Regions from separate parts of the Homo sapiens genome. Here regions 2 and 3 are each linked to region 1. Evidence: chromatin loops called from intact Hi-C (ENCODE). Cell type or tissue: endothelial cell of umbilical vein. All regions are shown on one strand. Each heading gives the region's core, and the rest is flanking DNA. Links, peaks and the distances in the headings are about the cores only.

Region 1 (3,347 bases), core at 558-3,057:
CACAACCTCAGGTGGCTGGGTTTCCGGGTCAGTGGGCCAGACCAACAGCAGTTTCAGCACACTGCCGGAACTCAGAGCCTCAGGTGTTTAGGTATTCATTCCAGGCCAGGAGGAGGCATGGCTCCTGGAAGCAGGCACTAAGCCTGTCATCTCCATTCAGTATCGTTTCTCAGATTCTCAGACTGAAATCTTTAGGCAATTGCATGCCATCCTCCATGGGCACAGTCACCCTTATACAGAGAGATCAACTTGCTGCTCAGAGATACACAGCTGATCAGGGAATACAAAACTTTGCTATCACTCCGAAGTCCAGGAAACAGAGCGGACAATGCCTGGAAATTCTGCACTGCACGGCCATGAGCAAAAAGAGTTGGCATACCCTCATGCACTGTGTCACCAAGTGGTTAATATGCAACTATTGCACAAGACCTGCTTCTAAGAAGTCAAGTCCGAAGACCGGACTAAAGAAATGAATCATCTTTACCGAATTACTACAATCACTATGGAGGCCCAGAAATGTTGAGTAAAGGTGAGTGGGAAGAGGCTGGAGAGATGAAAGTGTGCATGCTGACTGGCAGATACAGCGCTGGATCTGGCATCAGACAGGACTGGTCTGTCCCCACCACTTCCTAGTTGTCCATCTTGAACAAGTCTTTTGACTTCTCTCTGGGTGCCTGTGCCCCAGTTTGTATAATGGATATAATCATGCTTATGAGCCAACAGGACATGAACCTTGATGGAGAATGCAAACACAGGTGCTCACGTTCTCTGAAGCCCCACAGTGAGACAGCACCGACAGACGCCCTCACTTTCGAATGCTGACATTTATGCAACTCCCACCTCATCCGTGCTGACCACTGCGAGGAAGAAGGTGGGACACAGAGACTCTATGTTCCCACAGGAGCTTACACAAGAGCAACACGGTTCACTGAACCGCAGGGACCATCAACTCTAGGGAGCACCATTAATTTTGTGTGCCACTCAGGAAGAAAAACACGATCAATGAAACCCTGAAACACCATCCATGGAAGATGCATCCTGATTTCAGACATGTTAAAACATGAGAGGCGGGGGAAATGTGCATTGTAGAATCAATGATATGGTGCGACAAGAGCCCCCAGTGGGCCCCAGAGCTCGGCTCTGGTCCTGACCAAACAATGTCTAAAACCAGCTTGAGTCCACAGAGCAGTGGGTGTTCAGTTTGGCTGCTCTTCAATAACCCTGGGAACCTGTTTGCATTTCAGACTCCCTGTCCCTCCTGGAGAATGATTCAGTTGCTCTGAAAGGAGGTCTGAGCACCTCTCTAACACATCCTGTCTGTGCCAGCTGGGAAAAGGAAGGCTGGCTAAATAGCAGAATGGATCTAACAGCACAGCAGCTTCCCTTCCACACCCCCAGCCTCTGGCATCAGTACGCTCCTTACAGGAAGGGCCCCAAACAGAGCCGAAGGTGTGGTCTGAATCCACAGCGCCACTGTGGCCCTCCTGCCTACATTCCATTTCTGCTGTTTCTCTGACACTTTCCCCCACTCTGATTCATTTTCCGAGTATGCAGTTGCAAAACCTACGCTTAGAACGGGGGGACTGCAAGCGTCCTGTGTGGCATTTCCCTAAGTCAGCTGTGACTCAGCCTGGCAAGGGCCCAGGTGCCTTCAGAGTGGCTTCCTGCAAAGACCAGTAATGACGGGCCAGCCGCTGCACTCAGGCACATGAGCCAGCACCTCTGCGACTGAGATCCAGGGAAGGAACGGGATCGCCCTCCTACCTCCCAGCACTGCAAATGTCATTTACATTTTGAAGCCACTGGGGACATGGGTGGAACTCTGTGAGCTGGTGAATTACGCATTCCAGGATTTCTGAAGCCTATTAAGAAAGGAGAGCCAGGGTGGGCGGCCATCACGAAGCAGCTCCAACCACCTGTTTCCCTCCTCCCGCATTTCCCCCACCCAGCACATCACATTTATTTTATGACTCGGTGCATCCAACAAGGCACGGCTTTTAAAGCTTCCCATTTCTGATGCTACAGAGCCAGGAAACCAGGAATCAAGATTATCAGGCTAAAATACAGCCGCCTCTCTTTGAGGCCCACCAGCTGGTTCTGAGAACCTACTGCACCACCATGGAAAAGGGATTCCCTAGCCTTCTCTACCCAAATACCCCAGAAGATAAGATTTCAGCTTTTTAAGATAGTGGTTCCATTAACCTTTGGAGAAAGGAGGAGAGACCCTGTTCGGGGAGCTCTATGCCAAATAAAGACAGAGCCAACCTCCCTGCCTCCCTCGGCCCCCCACCACCCCAGAACCTACTGACCCTTGCAGAGCCAGCCTGCTGACTCCTTTGGAGAGAACCATAAGAGAAGCTTCAGGACGCTCAGGAGTTAGAGGGAAAATGAAGCCATTTACCAAACAGAAGCACATGACTGCCTCGCACTCAGTAAGCACAAGCTGAATCAATTAGTTAATTAAACCTGATACGGGGCTCTGTGGGGTTAAGATCTTACACCCTGAGTAAGGAACACTGCTGAAGAAGGAAACAGTCGCTCTGGGAGATGCTGCTACCAAAATCAGTGGAAGGTCAGGTAGGAGCAGCTCTCACGGAGTAAATGACTAGGAGAAGGGGAGGAATGAATAACAATCCATTACCTAATAAGGGGTTTGTCTAAACCAGCTAACTTGTTTCAGAATTGAGGCCAAAATCAGGGTTAGCTGCAACAGTGCCTACATGATAATTATGTGCTTTTTTTTTTTCCTTTTGGCTTTGTGTGTGTGGTTTTGGAGGGATGGGTTCTTTCATTTTCTGTTTTTGTGTGCCACCTACTTGTCTCCTTAGAACCACAGACAAAATCCTGCAAGAATCTCTTTCCTGGGAGCAGAACTCATGCCCTGGTGAGCCCCACAGACACAGACTGCCTCTGCAGCCTGGTGGCATCTGCCCCAGAACCAACCAGAAAAAAAGGTGACTTACATTTCTTTCCAACCACCAAGGCTGAAGATGGAAATCTGTTCACAGTTGCAGATGTTGGCTGGGGAGAAAAGGGGGGCTGCTGCAGGAAGGCATCTGGGTGCTCAACACTGTGGCTAATTATTGCTGAATAAAAAATAATCATCTTTGCATGACTGTAGCAAGGTTGCTCATGGATACAAAGTATATTAAGGTGAAGACAGTAAACACCACACTAAAGGTCTCATGATGTGCAAACTGAGATTCCATGAACGTTACTAAAATCTATTACGGGGATTTTGGACTGACTCCTTGAAATCCAGGGAACAATTATTAAAACATGAAAGGACCACAACTGTCTATTTCTGCAGATAGCTCCTTCTAGCAACTGTTTTCCTGGACTGCCTC
Region 2 (3,347 bases), core at 288-2,787, 440 kb after region 1:
AGGCCAGGAGTCCCAGACCAGCCTGGGCAACATAGTGAGACTATCTCTACTAAAAACTTAAAAATTAGCTGGTTGTGGTGGTGTGCACCTGTAGTCCCAACTACTTGGGAAGCTGAGACAAGAGGATCGCTTGAGCCCAGGAGTTGGAGGGTGCAGTGAGCTAGGATTGCACCACTGCACTCCAGCCTAGGCAATAGAGCGAGACCCTGTCTCCAAAGAAAAATGAAAAAGAGAAACCGAAAAAAAAAAAAACTCCCCCAAATCCCTTCAAGTAGACACCCCCTCTTTGCTGTCTTTTTTTCTGGAGACTTCACATCACTCCTTAACATTGGGCAGTTTCCACAGCTACTGTAGGAGGCTGAGTCCGGGAAGCTGCAGAAGACAGGCTGTGAAGGAGACCCACCCACTGTGGTCCACAAGCAGGGCAAGGTCGAGAACGGGGCTGTGTGTTGTCTGTGCCATTGGGGGCCCCCTGATGTACTACTGTCCAGGACCGCCCAAGGCAACATCCCAGGCAAAGTCACCCCGCTGAGCCTTCTCTCACCCAACTCCCCTTACGCCCACCCCTCCCTTCAGGTGTCCGCCCTCAGCCAAAACCAGGCTGCCACATGGATTCAGTGCAGGCATTAAGGATCAGCACCCCAGGCCCTTCCAGGGGCGCCTCTCACCACCCAGGCAGGTCTCAGTTCAAATATCACCTCTTTCTCCAGCCACTGAACTTGTCTGCTTTGCTGCCAACCCCGCGATCACCCCCTGGCCTATTTGTTTCCTGGCTCATTGTCAATGTCCTCTACTAGAAAGCTCCCTGAGGACCAGGGCCATGTCTCCGTGCCTGGTACAGACAGGTGATTCATGCACATCTGTCAGGTGATGGGGGTCTGGAGCCACAGCAAGTCCAGTGGGGACAGTCTCTCTGAAGCCCAGCATTTTGCCGTTCCCCAAGCTGAGTCCCCAACTCTGCCATGTGGAGAGCTGGCTGGGCCAACTCTCTTTGCTTGTGAGGTCTATTCTAACAGGATAAAAATGAACAACAGAGCCTCCATATTTGCCAGCCAGAAACATGTTTCTTCTACCCTATGAATCAGCAAAATGGAGTTAAAACAAATTCTTTGCTGAGGAGCGTTTAGAGTTCAAATAGAAATGACTGTGAGGAACCTGTGACTGCTTCCCCAGAAATGGGAACACAGCAGAGAGCCCTTCAGAGCTGTGCAGGGAGGAGGTGGAGTCCCAGCCTTCTCTTCGTCCTTCCCTTCCTTCAAGGCTGACTACCTGGCAGCCGCTGCCAACTCCCTTCGAAAGGCCCTGCAGTGCCACCACCAGGACGCCTGATGAACTGCTCCACGTTCGTCAGCTCACCCAGCATTCCCAAGGCAGGGGGAAAGGATGGTCCCCTCACCTCTGGCCTTCAGAACTTTCAGCACAGGAAAAACTAGCCATGGCTCCATGAAGGCCTTGGAGACAGTTAGCTTCCGGTCTGGGCACTTGAACCAGAGGCAAACCTAAGACCGTGTTTTAGCTCCCGCTTGTTTACAGCTCGTGTCCTTGAAAGGTCGCCCGCTCACACCAACACCCATCTCCAATTGTGAACAAGAAATGGCGCCACCAGACTCTCTTCGAGGCTCCTGCAGGGAGTTTACTACAGAAACAAAATTCTGTCAACACAAAGCATTAAGCGAAAGGATGCCAGACCAGCCGAAGACATTTCTGGTGGCCAGAGCTTCGAAAGGCCCTCTGCACACACAGTCTAGATGAGGAAGGGAAGGGAACAGATGACATGTGCAGTGCGTAAGGCAGGACTGTCCCCCAGCCCCCACAAGATAGCACAGGAAATAAAATCAAATGTGGGGCGTAAAACAAGGGCCATTTCTCTTAGGTATCAAAGACATTCATTTTATATTGTCTGCTCCAATCACATCTGCTTGAAAATACAGTGTTAAAAAAAAAAAGCCTTTGCTTAAGGATGATCCTTCAAATAACTTCAAAAGTCTGCATTTTGAACTAATTAAAAAGGGAATTCCAACATGATTCCCCCAAAGACAGTGAATAAGAAAAATGGTAAATATCCCAATTGAGAAATGTGCTATTACAGAAGAAAGATAATTATATAAACATAATTTACATAAGAAATAAAAATGGTAAATGTGAAAAATGTATAATCTCTTAGTAATTAAAGAAATTCAAAACAGAATAACATCTCTCTCCTATCAAGGAAGCATAAAGAAACAAAAATCAATAATATTAAAGTTGACTCACTAGTAGGAAAATAAATTAGTAATATTCTAGGGGGCAATTTGGCAATATTTATATAAATCCTTTAAAAATGATGTGGTTTTCTGACAAATAATACAACTCATGAGAATTCATCTTCTGAAAATAATTCAGCTGCAAGCACCATCTATAAAAGGGAATTTGGACAGATACCTATGTCTAACCATGGTGTACTTATTAAATAAAACAACAATATCTACTCAATGGACTACTATGCAGCCAAAAAAAATATATGTCGAATGTTTTCACTGACCCAGAGTTACTTAAAATATTACACAGGAAAAAAGGTAACTTTAAAAAAATGCATTTATGATCCAATTTAGCTACTATATATATTTATATGCACATCTATATACATACACATAGTAAAGGGACTACAACAAGATACTCCAAGGTGACAACCGAGGTTATCTGGGTAACTGAGACTATGAATGAGTTTTTTAAATTATCCTTTTATTTTTCTTTTCTGAGGTTGCTATAATAAAAATATATTGCTTAGGTAATAAGAAAAAACAATTAGGATTATTTCTTAAACTGCATAGGAAAAAAAAATTCCTAAATGAACTTCACAGAGCTAACACAGGAGGAGCAGGCAGGAGCCCTGGCACCTGTGCTAAACGTCACCGACCTGCCTGAGGTGCCCACTATCGCCACCCAGAGCAGACACCTCAGGCCACAGACTCTAACTTTCCCTGACTTCTTCAGAAAGCATACTTAGAGGGAAGGCAGAAAATGTGACATTTCAAGAATACTTCCCATGTTACTTGAAGAATTTGAAAGGCAAGTATATTTAAACAGGGCTGAATTATACGCCCATGTACCCAAAGTAAAAAGCCAAGTTTTATGTAGTTTCCAGTGCAGACGAGGGAACACCAAACCACTGAGCCAAGACGAGAACCAAACACAGAAAGGTCCCAAGAGTCAGCAATTTTTCTATTGAATTAATCTCATCCCAGGGTCAATTTTCAGGATTCTATTGCAATACTTACTGCATAAAACTATGTATTAAAAAATAGTAAGAAAAACACGATGTAAAATACATCAAAATATACTACATAAACCCCAAAGGATTTTCTATG
Region 3 (3,347 bases), core at 288-2,787, 56 kb before region 1:
CTCAGAGGATGAGAAAGAGTGTATGGAAAATGTGTGGAATATGGTAGGTGATCAGATACAGGAGCTTCATCCTAACACCCTGAAGAACCCGGCATGTGTTGGACCAGATGAATTAAGTGCTGGGAGACTTAAAGGAAGGCTGGTTAGTCTTCAGTGCTTGTGAAAATCTGCAAAGATCACTTGAGTCAAATCTATAAGAATGTGGAAACTCATTCACGTCTATACAAGCTTGTTCAACAGTACTATAATCCTGAATCTTACCAGCAAAACCAATGAACTGGAAGCGCCAAGATTTTTTTTTTAATTTTTACAGAATTTTGCTGGTTAGTCTTACTTTAATAATACCCCATATTATTCCAAAAAGGATTGGGTAGCTTAAAACAAAAGATCTAAATAGAAACACAAAAGAAATGGAACATGGTGGTTGCAGAAATGACCAAGTAAAGATGCTGTGGTCAAGTTGAATTTTTAAACTCTGAACTTCCCAGAGACAGAAGTAAAATAAGTAATAGAAACAAGAATTAAGGTGTAATGAGATCAGTTATGGCCCAGAGACTTCATGTATAGTCTCAATTAACTTCACAACAATCTCAGGAAGGCAAGTATCATCATATCCATTTCACAGATGAAGAAATGGATGTGAGTCACCCGCCAAAGGCACAATGGTCAGAGAGCAAGTCAGAATCTCAATTCAGGCTGGACTTTGAAGCCTGTGCTCCAACCAACCATATGCTCACCATCCAAATAAAGTCATGAGTATCTTAAGAGAGACTGAAATTCAGCTGCTAGATTCCAAAATGTGCCATGAAAAGAATGGATTTTGGGGACTGGACTGCAGTGGATTGGAAGTGGCCATATTTCTTTGCCACGTCTGCACAGACAGCTGGAGTCGGCCTCTGGACTAGGCCATGTGATTTGCTTTGGCCAATTGGATGCCAGCAACCACGAGGCAAGGAGGGGCTTAATACACACCTGCACATTGGACATGCCCTCTTAGAATGCTGCCCTGAGACCACCATGGTGTAAGGAAGCTGGTCTATGCTACTGGGGCATGTGGAGAGTTGAGGAGCCCCAGACAATAGCTAGCAAATACTATAGGACACGTGAGGCCACCTTGGACCAGCCAGCCAACGCTGCTATCACTTGACCACAAGGCACACGTGAGCCCTGGGGAAGTTAGCAAAAGGACCGCCCAGACAGTCACAGGACTGTAAGAAATAATACATCATTCCTGGGTTAGGCCATTCCACTTGGGACAGTTTGCTAGGGATCAAAGGTAACTGAGACATGAATGCAGAGTGAAATAATACAGGAAATCCTCAACAACAACTTCACAATAGATAGGAAGTAGACTGTATATGGCTGTTGCCCATAAAAACACTGGAGACACAACATGAAAGGGCAGTTCAGTCAACAGGACTCTGTATGGAGCAAAATCTAGTACTATCCACAGTTTGTACCAAAAAAAACCCTATTTGGGGTATTATATCCCCTTCTGTAACACAGAAAAAGGGTCTAAGAGAGCCTGCGCATCCACAGGGCTTTTTAAAACAGCTTTTGAGCTTTAAGAGCCATCTCTGATAGAACCAACTTATTCATCTGAAAGTTTCGTGTTTTTTTTTTTAGATGGAGTCTCACTCAGTCACCCAGGCTGGAGTGCAGTGGGACCATGTTGGCTCACCGCAACCTCCATCTCCTGGGTTTAAGCAATTCTCCTGCCTCAGCTTCCTGAGTAGCTGGGATTACAGGCGCCCACTACCACGACCGGCTAATTTTTTTATATTTTTAGTAGAGACGGGGTTTCACCATGTTGGCCAGGGTGGTCTCAAACTCCTGACCTCAGGTGATCCACCTGCCTTGGCCTCCCACATCTGAAAGTTCTTTTGAGTCTTCTGCTAGGAAGAAGAGATGCAGAGATCATTGTATACAGGGAGGCCCTGGCCCTCAGAGATCAGAGGTGAGTGCAAGGCATGGTGTGTGATCCTGGCCACGTCCAACGCCCTTCCTAAGGCTCACTCTCGCCTACAGAATGGGGATAGTGGTCAACAGTCAGCACAAAGGATTTCTGTAGACACCTGGTACAATGCCTGGCCCATCCTACATGTTTGATAACATCAGGGATTGTTATTAGCACTAGTGGAAAATCTTGATACTAACAGTAGAATCATTTCACTATGACAGAGACAATGGGTTGGAGAAGCACTTCATGGAAGGGAGTGAGGAAGGACTATGAGATGATGGTGGTCATCCTGGAGAAGGATAATCGTCTGATCAGTGAGCAGAAACTAAGGACATTGGCCTAGGAGTGGGGAGGAGGGAAGCACCTGGGTGGTGCGGCTGCTGGATTCAGACGACACCCCACAGAGAGGACTCCCCACTCCCCTTGGCAACTCTTGGCAGTCCCAGAAGGCACAGCAGCTGACTCCTCCAGAGTAGGAACAAAGCTCTAGCAAACAGGGATCCAGCCAAAGGCCAGCCAAGCTGGCACTTCCAACAGGTCCACAATGAAACAGCGATTCAAGGAAGAGGAGGGTCATTGCACCCAAAGCCAGCCAGCCTGCAGGTGGGGGGAGGTAGACAAGGTATCTTCTCCCTCAAGCTGACCGACAGGCACTTGGCCTGCATGAGACATGCAGTCTATCACCTTCACCACGTACAGCCTGCCCAGTGGGAACCACAACGGCTCGGGGTGATCTGGCACCCTCAGGTCACTGCACACTTCACGGTTTCCCCCTACCCCATGTAGGCTCAGTGTGGACCTCATGGCCCAAACTTAGAGCAAAGTGACCGTCCCCTCCCCTCTGAGAAAAGTATGACACATCTGATCCTCAACTAACCGGACTTTAGTTTTAAGCCTCTCTTTCAGAATAGGTAGAAATGAAAAGCAGGGATCCAAACAAAGAAACGAAATAATTGGGTGAATTTCTCCGGTTGACCTAGCCTCACACTCAGGGTCTCTTTCTTCTGATCCTTCTAATAAACTCAGGGGAGTGCTGAACACTTTAAGAGAAAAAGCAGTAGAAGGCTTTGCCTTCGTGTGCAAAGATGAGATATCATGGGCATTAAATGTGATTGCGGAGAAAGGAGCAATCATGGACCAAAACCCTGTCAATTCCCAGGTAAATAAAGCCTCACATCAACAGCAAAGGGTGCAGCCAATAGGGCAGGGGTACAGCGTCCTTTCCCACGGCTGGGTAAACTCAAAGGAATGTTTGCGGATTACAGGTTAAAGTGTACGCTTTTTTGAATGCTCTGTTTCAACCACTACTCTCTCTCTCATCCAAAAGCAGTGTCAGCAACCTCACCAGACACATGCCACCTGCCCCTTCACCTACTTCAAACATCTG

Evidence for each region. Peaks named below come from ENCODE experiments on the same cell type or tissue, not always from the same donor. Only the 100,000 strongest peaks of a DNase experiment are listed, where the experiment ranks them.
Region 2: it touches region 1 in a loop (2.9-fold over the local background); 9 of 110 quality-filtered maps call a loop at or near these places.
Region 3: a loop joins it to region 1, with 6 times the contacts of the local background. A loop is called at or near these places in 14 of 110 quality-filtered maps.

The regions. Positions count from the first base shown.
Region 1 is chr1:230,103,129-230,106,475 of GRCh38, reverse strand. The region is part of intron 1 of GALNT2 (polypeptide N-acetylgalactosaminyltransferase 2); the gene reads right to left. Among named protein-coding and RNA genes, the nearest start is that of GALNT2, 38 kb to the right of the region's middle. RefSeq lists enhancers at 721-790, 757-1,478, 850-2,049. In endothelial cell of umbilical vein, for the core only: no CTCF peak of the experiment used is centred there; a DNase peak (open chromatin) is centred at 1,585; H3K27ac peaks cover 1,788 bases.
Region 2 is chr1:229,659,410-229,662,756 of GRCh38, reverse strand. URB2 (URB2 ribosome biogenesis homolog) reads right to left here. Exons shown (of 10, transcript NM_014777.4): 10 at 2,557-3,347. Among named protein-coding and RNA genes, the nearest start is that of URB2, 35 kb to the right of the region's middle. In endothelial cell of umbilical vein, for the core only: a CTCF peak has its summit at 1,315; a DNase peak (open chromatin) is centred at 1,306.
Region 3 is chr1:230,158,990-230,162,336 of GRCh38, reverse strand. The region is part of intron 1 of GALNT2 (polypeptide N-acetylgalactosaminyltransferase 2); the gene reads right to left. Among named protein-coding and RNA genes, the nearest start is that of GALNT2, 93 kb to the right of the region's middle. In endothelial cell of umbilical vein, for the core only: no CTCF peak of the experiment used is centred there; a DNase peak (open chromatin) is centred at 1,246; H3K27me3 peaks cover 191 bases.